Regions from separate parts of the Homo sapiens genome. Here regions 1 and 3 are each linked to region 2. A link is a contact called in ENCODE Hi-C or POLR2A ChIA-PET data. All regions are on one chromosome and are shown on one strand. Each heading gives the region's core, a stretch centred on a gene start or an enhancer-like site at or near the end of the contact. The rest is flanking DNA. Distances are from core to core; before and after follow the strand shown.

Evidence for each region. A loop is a pair of places that touch in the nucleus more often than their neighbours do. ChIA-PET counts read pairs that join two places held with the same protein, here RNA polymerase II (POLR2A). Pooled maps may share reads with other maps.
Region 1: a loop to region 2 is called in a map of CD4-positive, alpha-beta T cell, with 5 times the contacts of the local background. The contact joins the promoter of SNHG17 here to the promoter of MANBAL in region 2. A Hi-C loop is called at or near these places in 2 of 168 maps with a recorded cell type or tissue (CD4-positive, alpha-beta T cell and CD8-positive, alpha-beta T cell) and 4 of 50 pooled maps.
Region 3: a loop to region 2 is called in a pooled map, with 11 times the contacts of the local background. The contact joins the promoter of RALGAPB here to the promoter of MANBAL in region 2. A Hi-C loop is called at or near these places in 5 of 50 pooled maps. POLR2A ChIA-PET finds 5 or more read pairs at or near these places in 2 of 52 experiments (HEK293 and activated T-cell).

Annotation. Positions count from the first base shown.
Region 1 is chr20:38,433,294-38,436,736 of GRCh38, forward strand. It overlaps SNHG17 (small nucleolar RNA host gene 17), which reads right to left and starts at 2,035. Exons shown (of 8, transcript NR_185934.1): 1 at 1,734-2,035; 2 at 1,211-1,333. It overlaps LOC124904958, which reads left to right. Exons shown (of 3, transcript XM_047440636.1): 2 at 1,170-1,312; 3 at 1,549-3,423. The coding sequence ends at 2,195. SNORA71D (small nucleolar RNA, H/ACA box 71D) reads right to left here and starts at 706; the gene lies at 569-706. RefSeq lists enhancers at 428-507, 1,788-2,077, 2,098-2,157.
Region 2 is chr20:37,287,419-37,291,309 of GRCh38, forward strand. MANBAL (mannosidase beta like) reads left to right here and starts at 2,237. Exons shown (of 3, transcript NM_001003897.2): 1 at 2,237-2,268. RefSeq lists enhancers at 2,025-2,134, 2,207-3,111.
Region 3 is chr20:38,470,484-38,474,293 of GRCh38, forward strand. RALGAPB (Ral GTPase activating protein non-catalytic subunit beta) reads left to right here and starts at 2,360. Exons shown (of 30, transcript NM_020336.4): 1 at 2,360-2,586. RefSeq lists an enhancer at 2,081-2,150 and a silencer at 2,441-2,640.

The DNA of each region.
Region 1 (3,443 bases), core at 785-3,284, 1.1 Mb after region 2:
TGTTCCATAACTGCTGAAAATCAACCATCTACCAAGCACCAGGTAAGTCAAGAGACAGGACTCAGATACTGAGACAGGCGAAGTGGCTCACACCTGTAATTCCAGCACTTTGGAAGACTGAGGGAAAATCACTTGAAGCCAGGAGTTCAGGACCAGCCTGGGCAACATAGCGAGACCCTGTCTGTCCCAGCTATTTGGGAGGCTGAGGTGCGAGGATCACTTGAGTACAGGAGTTCAAGCTATGATCACGCCACTGCACACTGCACCTCAGCCTGGACAACAGAGTGAGATCCTGTCTCTAAAAAAATACAATAAAATATTAAACAAAACTCAAGACACTGTCCTCAAGGTCACAATAGAGAGAGGCAAAGACAATCAAGCCAGTAATTGCCACAGGGTGTGACTAGTGGGGGCTGCAGCTGTGGTTTCACCACCAATCCTGAGGCAGGGACTCACCCCTCATAGACCCTGGTGAACGCCTCATGGAACCCTGCACTGAGCCTTGCACAGGGAGCACTCACTAATAAGACACCAAGTGCCAGGAGGCATTTGAAAGATGGTGAGAAGGAGGTGTGAGAAAGCTCCAGAGTTTGAAAGGGACAGGAGCGGACCCTCCAAACACGGGGAAGCACTTTCCGCGATTTCTCTCCCTGCACTATCAATGACCAGGGCACAGGCAGCCCACGATCACTTTCGAATACAGGTGCAAAAAAGGGCAGGTGAGCCCACGTCAGCGTGTTAGCTGCCAGATCTCCAGAGGGAGGCTCACCCCCCAGGGAAGAGAAGGGTACCCAGGACCCTGAGAGCCATCATCACTTCACAGGCAGATTCCATCTGTCCCCACCCAGAGTCCACAGGAAAACAGACTTCTGGTAAAAATGCCTCGGCTGTACATTCAGCCCACCAGTTCTGAGTATCTACACGTGGACAGGCACCGTGGGTTCAAAATCAAGAAAAACAGCCAAGGCCTCTGCCCTCAGAGAGCCTTTGCAGTTTCCCTACTTTACAGAAAGTCAACCTCAGGGGAATGAAGGAACTTAGCTAGCATGTGACCCCAAGCGCAGCCCGTCTCCTAAGTCACGCTTTGCTCTGCACCCGCTTTGCCAGACAGTTCTCAGAACTCAGAACTGGCTGAGCTCATTGACTGTCCCCTCTACTGCGTCCCACAGAAGGGTCCTTCCCCAAGGTGCGCAGAAGCAGCGGCACTTACCCAGGGGCATTCTCACCCCGCGGACAGTGGAAGCCCCTCAGGGGGTGCAGATCAGAGTGCTGCAGGAGAGAGAGGGCGCTGGCTGGTGCGAAGCCGTCCGAGGTGCAGCACAGCCCACAAGGCCTAGGCAAGGAAAAAGCACGGGGAGGGGGCTTTAGTACAAGGCCCGGGGACAGAAGTCCAGACTCTGCCCCACTGGAGTGCTGGCAGCGTCTTCCATTTAAACCACAGCTAACTGGTCTGTAAAATGAAGGTTCTAACACCTACTTTTAAAAGTTATTGAGGGGAAAACGAGTTAACGGTCTCAAGGACGTGGCACAATGACTGGCACTTTGTAGGCAACAGTCAAGTGGCTTTGGAGGCTTCCAATGCCAGGAGTCGGGGGCGGGCAGCTAAAGTCGCCGAGCCCTGTTTCCCGCCATCCAGGGGCACTAAGCCTCCCCGCAGAGTAGCTGCGCGGACAGGGGGTCTGACGACCGCACGTGGCCCGCTCAGCACTGCCGCGGCCAAGGGCGCGACTCACCTGCCAGTGTCTTTCCCGAGGACACGCGAATCCTGGGGGGCTCACTCCGGCAAAGAGGACGAGACACTGCACCAAGGACAGGGCCTGACCTCTCTGGCCGCCTTCCCCGGGGCCTCAGTTTCCCCCGATGGTGAGAGTGGAGCCGACCATGCGCCCTGCTGTGGACTCACCCGGCGCCCTGGCGTCGAGTGGCGGCGGAGACCTGACAGACAGCGTGGGAAAAATCAAGATGTCTGCAGATTTCGAGAGATGGGGTGCGGTGGCGTGCGATGGCGAAGGACGGCGAGGGACGGCGAAGGACTGAGGCCACACGACAAGGAAGCTACGCTCGTTTCGCGCCGGCGGAAATACAGACGAGAGCGCGAGCTGCGGCCTAGAGCGGTAGGAACCGACGCGAGCAGTCCTGCAGCGTCCCCTGGCGGAGCGGAGGCTCAACGCCAGACTCTGGAGGACTTGGGATAATTTTCGAAAACTATCTGGAAGTTTAGAAGTAAACTTCTCCCACTTGCTTTGCTTTTCTGTTTGTTCTGAAGATGTTCCTTGGTCACTGATTCATTATTAATCTGTAGGAATGGCCAATTTTCCATGATAGGAGCTGTTACTACGATGAGGGGACTGTGCTTAGTTTGGACTTCTTTCTGCAAGGGTCCAAAGGCATCTGTCTTTGATTCACCACTGTACTCAGTACCTAGTTCAGTGACTAGCACAGTTGAATGAATGAATTCTACCCCCGCCCCATTCCTTTTTTTCTGAACAATGTCAGACCGAGATGACTGAGTCATGGCCTGAGACTGGAATGTGAGCGTGAGAAGATGAGCCAAGAGAGATGCACAGCGGGTAACTGCTTTGCTAAACTCCAGCCTCAAAGTACACGGGATGGAGGGTGGAAAGAGTCTCTGAAGCAGAAGAGACCTGACCAGACTGGCATCTGAGGAACCTGATCAGATTTGCACAGTGACAGAGACTGTAGACAGATGTCCCATGTTCCCTGCAACATACTGGAGACAATCTTGGGAGGGGACTCATGGCCCACAAATCCTCATAAGCATTGGCACTGCCTGCACCCTGGGCAGGATGTGCCTCTTCGGCCTGAGACAGCCCTGCTACTGACTCTGCCCATGTTCTGGAGTGCAAGCAGCCCACCCTTGGGCCTGATGAGGAGCCCACGCCCCACCCTCCGCCCCGCTCCAGTCAGATTCTTGGTACTCAATAGGTCAGAAGGACAAGAAAATCCAGTCCTGATCTATGCAACCATGAGGGAAATGGGGGTCCCTGAGGTGAGATCTGCTCCATATTTTGTACCTGGGAGAGGCCCATGGGATTCCCAGACTGTGAGAACACTGGGAGTCTCTGTGATGGGGAGGGGCTGTGGGATGCTGCTATGGTTTGGCTGTGACCCCACCTAAATCTCATCTGGAACTGTACTTCCCATAATTCCCACCTGTCGTGGGAGGTAATGGAATCATGGGGGTGGTTACCCCCATGCTGCGGTTCTTCTGATAGTGAGTGAGTTCTCATGAGACCTGATGGTTTTATAAGGGGCTTTACCCACTTTTGCTCTATACTTCTCCTTGCTGCCACCATGTGAAGAAAGACATGTTTGCTTCCACTTCCGCCATGATTGTAAGTTTCCTGAGGCCTCCACAGCCATGCTGAACTGTGAGTCAATTAAACCTCTTTCCTTCATGAATTACCCAGTCTCAGGCAGTT
Region 2 (3,891 bases), core at 987-3,486:
CGGGGTTTCGCCATGTTGCCCAGGCTGATCTCAAACTCCTGGGCTCAAGCAATCTGTCCACCTTAGCTTCCCAAAGTGCTGGGATTATAGACGTGAGCCACCACTCTTCATTTCTTACCAGAAATGTGATCTCATGGACGTCTTCCCTCATCACCTCTCTTTTGATTGTATCTCCCATGTTATTGCTTCTCTCATGGCTCCCCCTTCTTCCTTCCCAACACATCTCATGGTTTTTAAGTGTACATTTATCTGTGTGATTGATTAGTGGGGGTGACAGACATTGACCCCTAGTCTATAAGCACAGTCAGGGTAGGATCCCACCTACTCACCATTGTCTTCCCAGTTTCATAGTGCATGATCCAGAGTAGAAACTCCATAAATATTTTTTAAATGAATAAATTATGCATTTTGGGTCCCCCATGCCACCTCACATAGTATGGGATTAGTGAATGTTGAGTGTATTATTTGTCTTCTAAGAGACTGAATTCCTTTAGGGCAAGATAGGTCTCTCTCTCTCTCTTTTTTTTTTTTGGAGTCTCTGGTATCTAACCTCTGTTCCTTGATCCTCTATGTATGTTATCTAGGCTGCATAACCAATTATCCTAAAACTTAGGAGCTTAAAACAATAACATTTAGTATTTCACAATTTCTGTGAGGCAGGCATTCAAGTGGCATTGCAAGGTATTTCTGGCTCAAGGTTGCTCTTGAGTTTACACTGAAGATTTTGGCCAGGCCACAGTCATTTGAAAGCTTGACTAGGACTGCTGGAGCCACTTGGCTCATACACATGGCTGGCAAGTTGGAGCTGGTTGTTGGCAGGCAGCTCAGTTACTCCCCATGCGAGCCTCTCCATAGGACTGCTTGAGTGTCTTCACAACATGGATTCCCCATGAGCAATCAAGACAGAGGAAAGAGGAAGTTGCAATGTCTTTTATGACTTTATCTTGGAACTCGTGCTCCAAGATTTCCGCAATATCCTATGGGTTATACAGGTCAGTCTTATTCTTGGTGGGAGGTGACTACAGAGGGGTATGGATATCAGGAGCCAAGAATCGTCAGGGTTTATGGTGGAGGCTGGTTATCACACTCTCATCTAGGTTTCTTTTTCTCCTACTACTTGCCCCCCACCCCTTCTTAATCATGGAACACTGTTCTTTGCCTTCAAAAAACTTATCCTGTTATATGATTACACATTCATTTAATTAGTCTGTCTCCCTCCAACGGACTGTAAGCACCACAAGGGCAGAGACTGTATGTGTCTGCTTTAGCACTGTGTCCTCAGTTACAAGGACAAAGCATAGAGTACGCGCTCAGTGAATGCTTTTTGAATGAATTATAATGATTTGCTTCTGTCTGAATTACAAGAGGTGTTTCTGTTTGTCTCCTCTCTGCATTGTAGGCTCCTAGCTCAGGACCTGGCATAAAATTAAGGAAATGAACGTGAGAAACACTTTTGAAATAGTGACAACACATCCAGATGAACATTTTGCAGGACAGCTACACACCCGTTTTAGCTCACCAGCTACCAGTTGTGACTGTGCTCTGCTCTGGGAGATGGCTTAGCTTTGCATAGGACAAAATTCTAATCTAGTTTCGCGCAGTTCTTACGAATTTGTTACAATGAGACGGGCCAAGCTATACAGCCCATTGCGATGAATAAGTAACTTTTTTTTTTTTTTTTTTTTTTTTTTGAGGAAGAGTCTCATTCTGTCGCCCAGGCTGGAGTGCAGTGGCGCGATCTCGGCTCACTGCAACTTCTGCCTCCCGGGATTCAAGAGATTCTCTTGCCTCAGCCTCCCAAGCAGCTGGGATTACAGGCGCCCGCCACCACGCCCGGCTAATTTTTGTATTTTTGGTAGAGACGGGGTTTCACCATGTTGACCAGGCTGGTCTCGAACTCCTGACCTCAAGTGATCCGTCCGCCTCGGCCTCCCAAAGTGCTGGGATTACAGGCGTGAGCCACCGTGCCCAGCCCCGAGAAGTAATTTCTTTTGTTTTCTTTTTAATTAAACAAAAATGTTGCTGAAACGAGCTGAGTGATATAGGAGCTTAAAGAATTGACAAGCTCTAGATTTCATTTCCCCAAACCTCTTTGTCCAGCTCGAACCCACAGAACAGGGACAAAAGTCGACAAAACCCAGCGGTGCCTCACCCAGAAACCTGGCAACGCGGGCGGAACAGAGCCGGTTGGTTGCTCAGTGCGCGTCACTTCCGGGACTCAGGGTCGCAGGGAACTACTTCCGGGGGAGCGGCGCGGCGGCGCGGGAGGTGAGTGCCGCAGCTTTGCGGTGGGGTGGGAACCGAGAGAGAGCCGTCCTCGGTGCGGTGGCCTGGCTTTCCCGGCCGGCCTGTCTCCAGCGGCGCCGCTTGGTGGGCCCGGCTGTCGCTCCGCTCAGGGCCTGAATACGTTCCCTCGGCGGTTGTTCGAAAGTTACTTCCGGAGGGGAATTTGAGCCCCCCGGGAGGCGGAGGGCCTCGCCTGGGGCAGCCCTGCGCTTTCGTGCGGAGGCTGGGCCAGAACCCAGGGCTCCTCATGGCCTGGTCCGGGCCTTTCCTCCCACGGGTGGAGCAGTAGGAGAACCCTGAGCTCCAGAGTGAATCTGGCCAGGGTTCGAATCCGTATGGCTCTCTTACCGTGGGCAAGTCACGGTTCCTCTCTGGCCCTCAGTTTCGTCTTCTAAAATGGACATACACGCTTGTACTGCGGGGTAAACCGAGGTGGTGAATGTAAAGCCCTTAGTAGGTGCACAGTCCATGTTTGTTGTACGAATTCTAAGAGAAGCGAGAAATGAATATGAGAAACATTTTTAAAATGGTGACAACACATTTAGATTAATAATTATATTTTGCAGGGCATCTGCACACCAGTTTCAGCCCACCGGCTACCAGTGTGACTTTGCCCAGAGAGGTGGCTTAGCTTTGCATTCTAATCTAGTTTTGCGTGGTTCTTAGGAATTTGTTTTAATGGGACGGGCCAGGCTGTACAACCCATTGCCATAAAGCGGTAACTTCTTTTTCTTTCCTTTTTTTTTTTTTAAAGCCATTCTATTTATTTATTTAGAGACGGAGTCTCTCTCTCGTCCACGCTGAAGGGCAGTGGCGGGATCTTGGCTCACTGCAACCTCCGCTTCTTGGGTTCAAGCGATTCTCCTGCCTCAGCTTTCCGAATAGCTGGGATTACAGACGTGTGCCACCACGCCCGGCTAATTTTTGTATCTTTAGTAAAGACAGGGTTTCACCATGTTGGCCAGGCTGGTCTCAAACTCCCGACCTCAGGTGATCCACCCGCCTCGGCCTCCCAGAGTGTTGGGATTATAGGCGGGAGCCACCACACCCGGCTTTTTTTTCTTTTTAATTAAAAAAAAGTTGAAATAGAGATGGAGTCTCACTATGTTTTCCTGCCTGGTCTTGAACTCCTGGAGGCAAGATATCCTTCCTCCTGGACCTCCCAAAGTGTTTGGGATTACTGGCAAGAGCCACTGTGCCTGGCCTAAAACAGTAACTTCTGACACTGGTTTCTATTCCCCAGTCTGTTTTCAGCTGAATTTTCACAATAGAATTTAAAGTTACTTCATTAGAAGCCAAGAATGGCCTACCAGCACAGTACACAACATTGGGAGATGAAGGCCTGTGGCAGTCGTGAAATCTGAGTTTTTCAGTCTTAAGAGAAGATTTAGTATTTGCTAAGTCTTGAGAGCTATACTTGTCTCAGTGGTTTTTTATTTATTTGTTTTGAAATGTTGACCCATTCTTTTTTTCCCCAATAACCTTTTTGTTTTAGAATAATTTTAGATTTACAAAGTTATCGCAAAGATACTTCAGTGAGTGCCCATATAGCCCACGTTTCCCCTATTACTAATATCTGAAATGTCACAATTACTGAACCAATAT
Region 3 (3,810 bases), core at 1,110-3,609, 1.2 Mb after region 2:
ATGTTTGGAGATCCAAAATGTTTTACTATGTGTAGCATCTCATGTGTCTCTTAAGTTTATTGTACATGTGTGCTTTTCTCAAATGTTTCAAAGTGTTCTAATGTTTAGTCTTTAATTTTCCCTCAAGGTATATGTGCGTATGTGTGTTTTATTTTTATGTTTGTTTAAGTGAAGACTTCAAAAGTTTTAAAAAATTAGCAAAGAGTGCAGAAAAAACATATCTTTTATGCCAGGCACAGTGATGTGTGCCTTTAGTTCCAGCTACTTGGGAGGCTGAGGCAGGTGGATCGCTTGGGCCTGGGAGTTTGAAGCCAGCCTGGGCAACATAGCGAGGCCCTGTGTCTTAAAAAAACAAACCATCATTTAGAGAACCACTCACTTGCATCTCTCCTCCACCAACTTGCACCTAATATTAAATCTTGTCTTTCTGTCCAGAGCAGTAAGTCTTACTGCCTTACATGTTATGTAAAAACCATATTTTAAGCAAAATTATTTGTTTGTATAATTTTCTGTTGCATCAATATATTTTTTCTGTTAAAAATATTTAGGTGCCTTAGGCTGGAATTGAACACAATTTTGCCCATTTTAATTAATGGGAAAAATTTAACAGCTTTCCACTTAGAAGCAGAATTTCAGGAATGAATTGAAACCACTAGAAGGGTGATAGCTGTATTTTCATCATCTCCCCAAGGGCTTTGGGACAGCTTTCCCATCCTCTGTGCCTGTCACTTTTCCAATTCCCATCACCCGTTGTTCTTCCAGTTAGTCACCCCTCCCTTGTCTGTTACAGGGGTTCAGTATTAATTGTGTTAGAATGCATCTGGTTGCAAGTAACATAAAACTCAACAAACTCTGGTATATATAAGATCCCTCATCCCGATAAGACAGGAAGGTAGTACAGGGTTTGTGTAGCTGCTTGAGTATGACTTAAACAAACAGGCTCCTGTCTTTCTGCTCCACCTTCCTCAGCACAGCCCTCCTCATGGCCTCTAGGCTGCTGTGCTCCCAGGTGTTACCCAGTTCCAAGCATGAAGCAGGGGAAAAGTGAAGGACACAAACTTCTCCAAGGGAAGAAGGAAGGGAAGGTCTCCTTTGATACTTCTGCCTACATCTCAGTGGCCAGGACTTTGTCTCACTGCCACCCTTAGCAGCAAAGAAAGTTGAGAGTTGTGTGCTTTGCTTTTCAGCCCCTGTAGTATAGAAAGGCAAGGGAGTGGTTGAAATAGATCTTGAGTTAGCCAACTACATAATTTGTCACACTGTGTTTAATTGAAATGTATTGCTTGGATCCAGTGTCCTGGACATAGCCTCGTTCCTGTCCTAGCACATTCTTACCCTCCTTTTCCCTCTTCCTTCCTGTAGCTATTTTTCTGGGGGGTGAGGTGTGGTCTTGAGGAAACACTCTTCAGTTTTACCCTTTCTGTGAGGATACTAGTTCCCTTATCACTCATTCCTCCATAGTCTCTTCTAACTGAGGTGAGGAGTCAGAATCTTCTTTGCTCCCTTCTGCTTTTCAGACAACCGTGCCTTCACCTCTACTCAACACCCTGACCCCTCCTCCCTCTCTCAATACCCAAGGTCAGTCTCAAGGCCAGGTCCTCCGTGAAGAATTCCACCATCCCTCCCTCCTCTTCTTTCTCAGTCCAAGTTTCCTCCTTTAGATTCTCAAAGCACTTAAGCTGTACCTCTCCAATGGTATTATTTTCTTCGTTGAAGTGAAAGCAAATTATTGAAAGTGGTACTGTTTACAAAATGTCTAGCGCATGGCAGGTGCTCGAAGTAGTATCTCTTAGTATTATTACTACTGTCTTATCTCGATCAGATTCAGCTCTTTAATGAGAGGCTCTAAATCTTATGTTCGATTCACCTTTGTAACCCACACCGGGCCTGGAATAGAGCACTGTTCATAATTAATGCTGTGCCCGTGTAATAAGACGGCGGCGAGCAAAGGGCATCATTTCAGAGGAAGAGTGCTGTAATGGTGGGATGGGAGAAATTCCTAGAACCTAGGTGGGAGCCAGAATCTTGCAGAGAAGCCCCTTATCCGTCTGCACCGAAAGCAGGTAGAGTGGATGCCGTAAGATTCCTAAGGACGCAGGTAGAGCGCCTCCTCTGTGCCGCGATGAGGTAGGTGCATCCGTCACTTCACTCCTCCCTCTCCACTTGATCCGGAATGGGAGGAACGCAATGCGTCCCGCGCGGCGATCTGGGATAGCTGCGCAGGCGCAGCTTCCGGCTCTGTGTCTCGGGAATTATTTGACGCCACCGGTTCAGCCCCGTAGAAAGCTCTGATTAGGCGCACCGCGCACGCGCAGTGGCCCACTTGGCTGGGGAGTTATTTGACGCCGCCGCCCCTGGCAGTCGGAAGTTGCCTGAGCAGATCCCAGCCGGCTGGCTCGAGTGGCCTTCGTCGTCCCTTGGCGCCCTGGGAGAGTCGCTGACGGGTGGACTGACGGACCGCCTGAGGACGGCCGGCCAGGGCGGTGAAAGCGCCAGCCCTATGGCGCGGGTCGCGTGAGGCGGAAGGCCGAGGACGGCCGGCGGCGGCGCCCGCCCCGGCGATGCGGGCCCCGCCCGTCGCCTCAGGTAACCGGGCAGCCGGCCCCGCCGCGGCCGGACCCTCCCCTCTCCTTCCCTCTCTTCCCCACCTGGCGGTCAAGGGACGGCTGAGGCTTGTTTCTCGGCTCTGGGTGCTCCAGGGGCCCGGCCTTTGGAAGCTCATCTGCAAATTTTTGGGAGACCCACGGGGGCGGGGAAAGCTTGGCCCTGGAGTGGGCGGCTGCTGTCGAGTCTGTGTAAACCCGGTCTAATCCTTGGGAGCTACCCCGGCCAGGCGAAGCTCTCTCCTGGCAACCTGGGGGAGGGGGCGGGTCTGGAGCGGAGCTAGACAACTCCCGCAAAGAATTTGGTCCAGCAGAAAGGTTAGGCAAGTTGCTGCCGCCCAGTGGGGACGATGCTGCCCATTGCACAGTGACACTTTGATGAGGGAGAGTTGATGATGGGAGTAAACAGCTAACCCCCATTAAGCGCTTCTTATCCGCCAGGCATCATGCCAGGCCATTACGTTCTCCACGTCTAACTTCACAGCAACCCTGTGAGGTAGGATTGTTGTCCCCATTTTACTGACGAGGCAACTGAGTCCCTGGGTGGTTGGGTGACTTAATTACCCAAGGTCACATAGCTAGTAATTTGAACCGGAGCATCCGACCCAAGTGCTTAACAATTAGGGCAGTGGCTCTCCAACTTTGCTACACTGTAGAATCACCTGGGGGAAATTGTAAAGGTTTCTGATGCCCATGTGGCATCCCAGACCAAAACAATCAGAATGTCTGGAGTTGAAAGCCAGACTTCAATATTTTTTTTTTAAAGATGCCCAAGTGATTCCAGCTTGCAGCAAAGTTTGGGAACCGCATGTAATTTGATAATTCTGCATCTCAAAAAGCATCTCTCTTTCTCCAGCTTAAGTGTGCAGGAGAATTGTCTGGGAGCTTGTTAAACTTGCAGGTTCCACCCGCAGAGATCTTTAGGTTGACTGACCACTACACCTTGTGAAAGACTGTTAGGGATGGAATTCTCTGCAGGGATTCTGAGTCATCTGGAACATTTAAAATGTATGCATCTTATGCAAACTGCTCGTTTGCAATTTTCCTAAATATACAGTACTTATAGGTGTAGCGTCTGTAACCTCTGGGTCGTTTTTACATATGCTGGAAGTCTGCCTAGACCATCCTCTGAACGTTCTGGCCATCCCACCCAAACGCACACACTTCTGCTCTCTCCTATATGCATATACACACCCTTTTCTTTTCT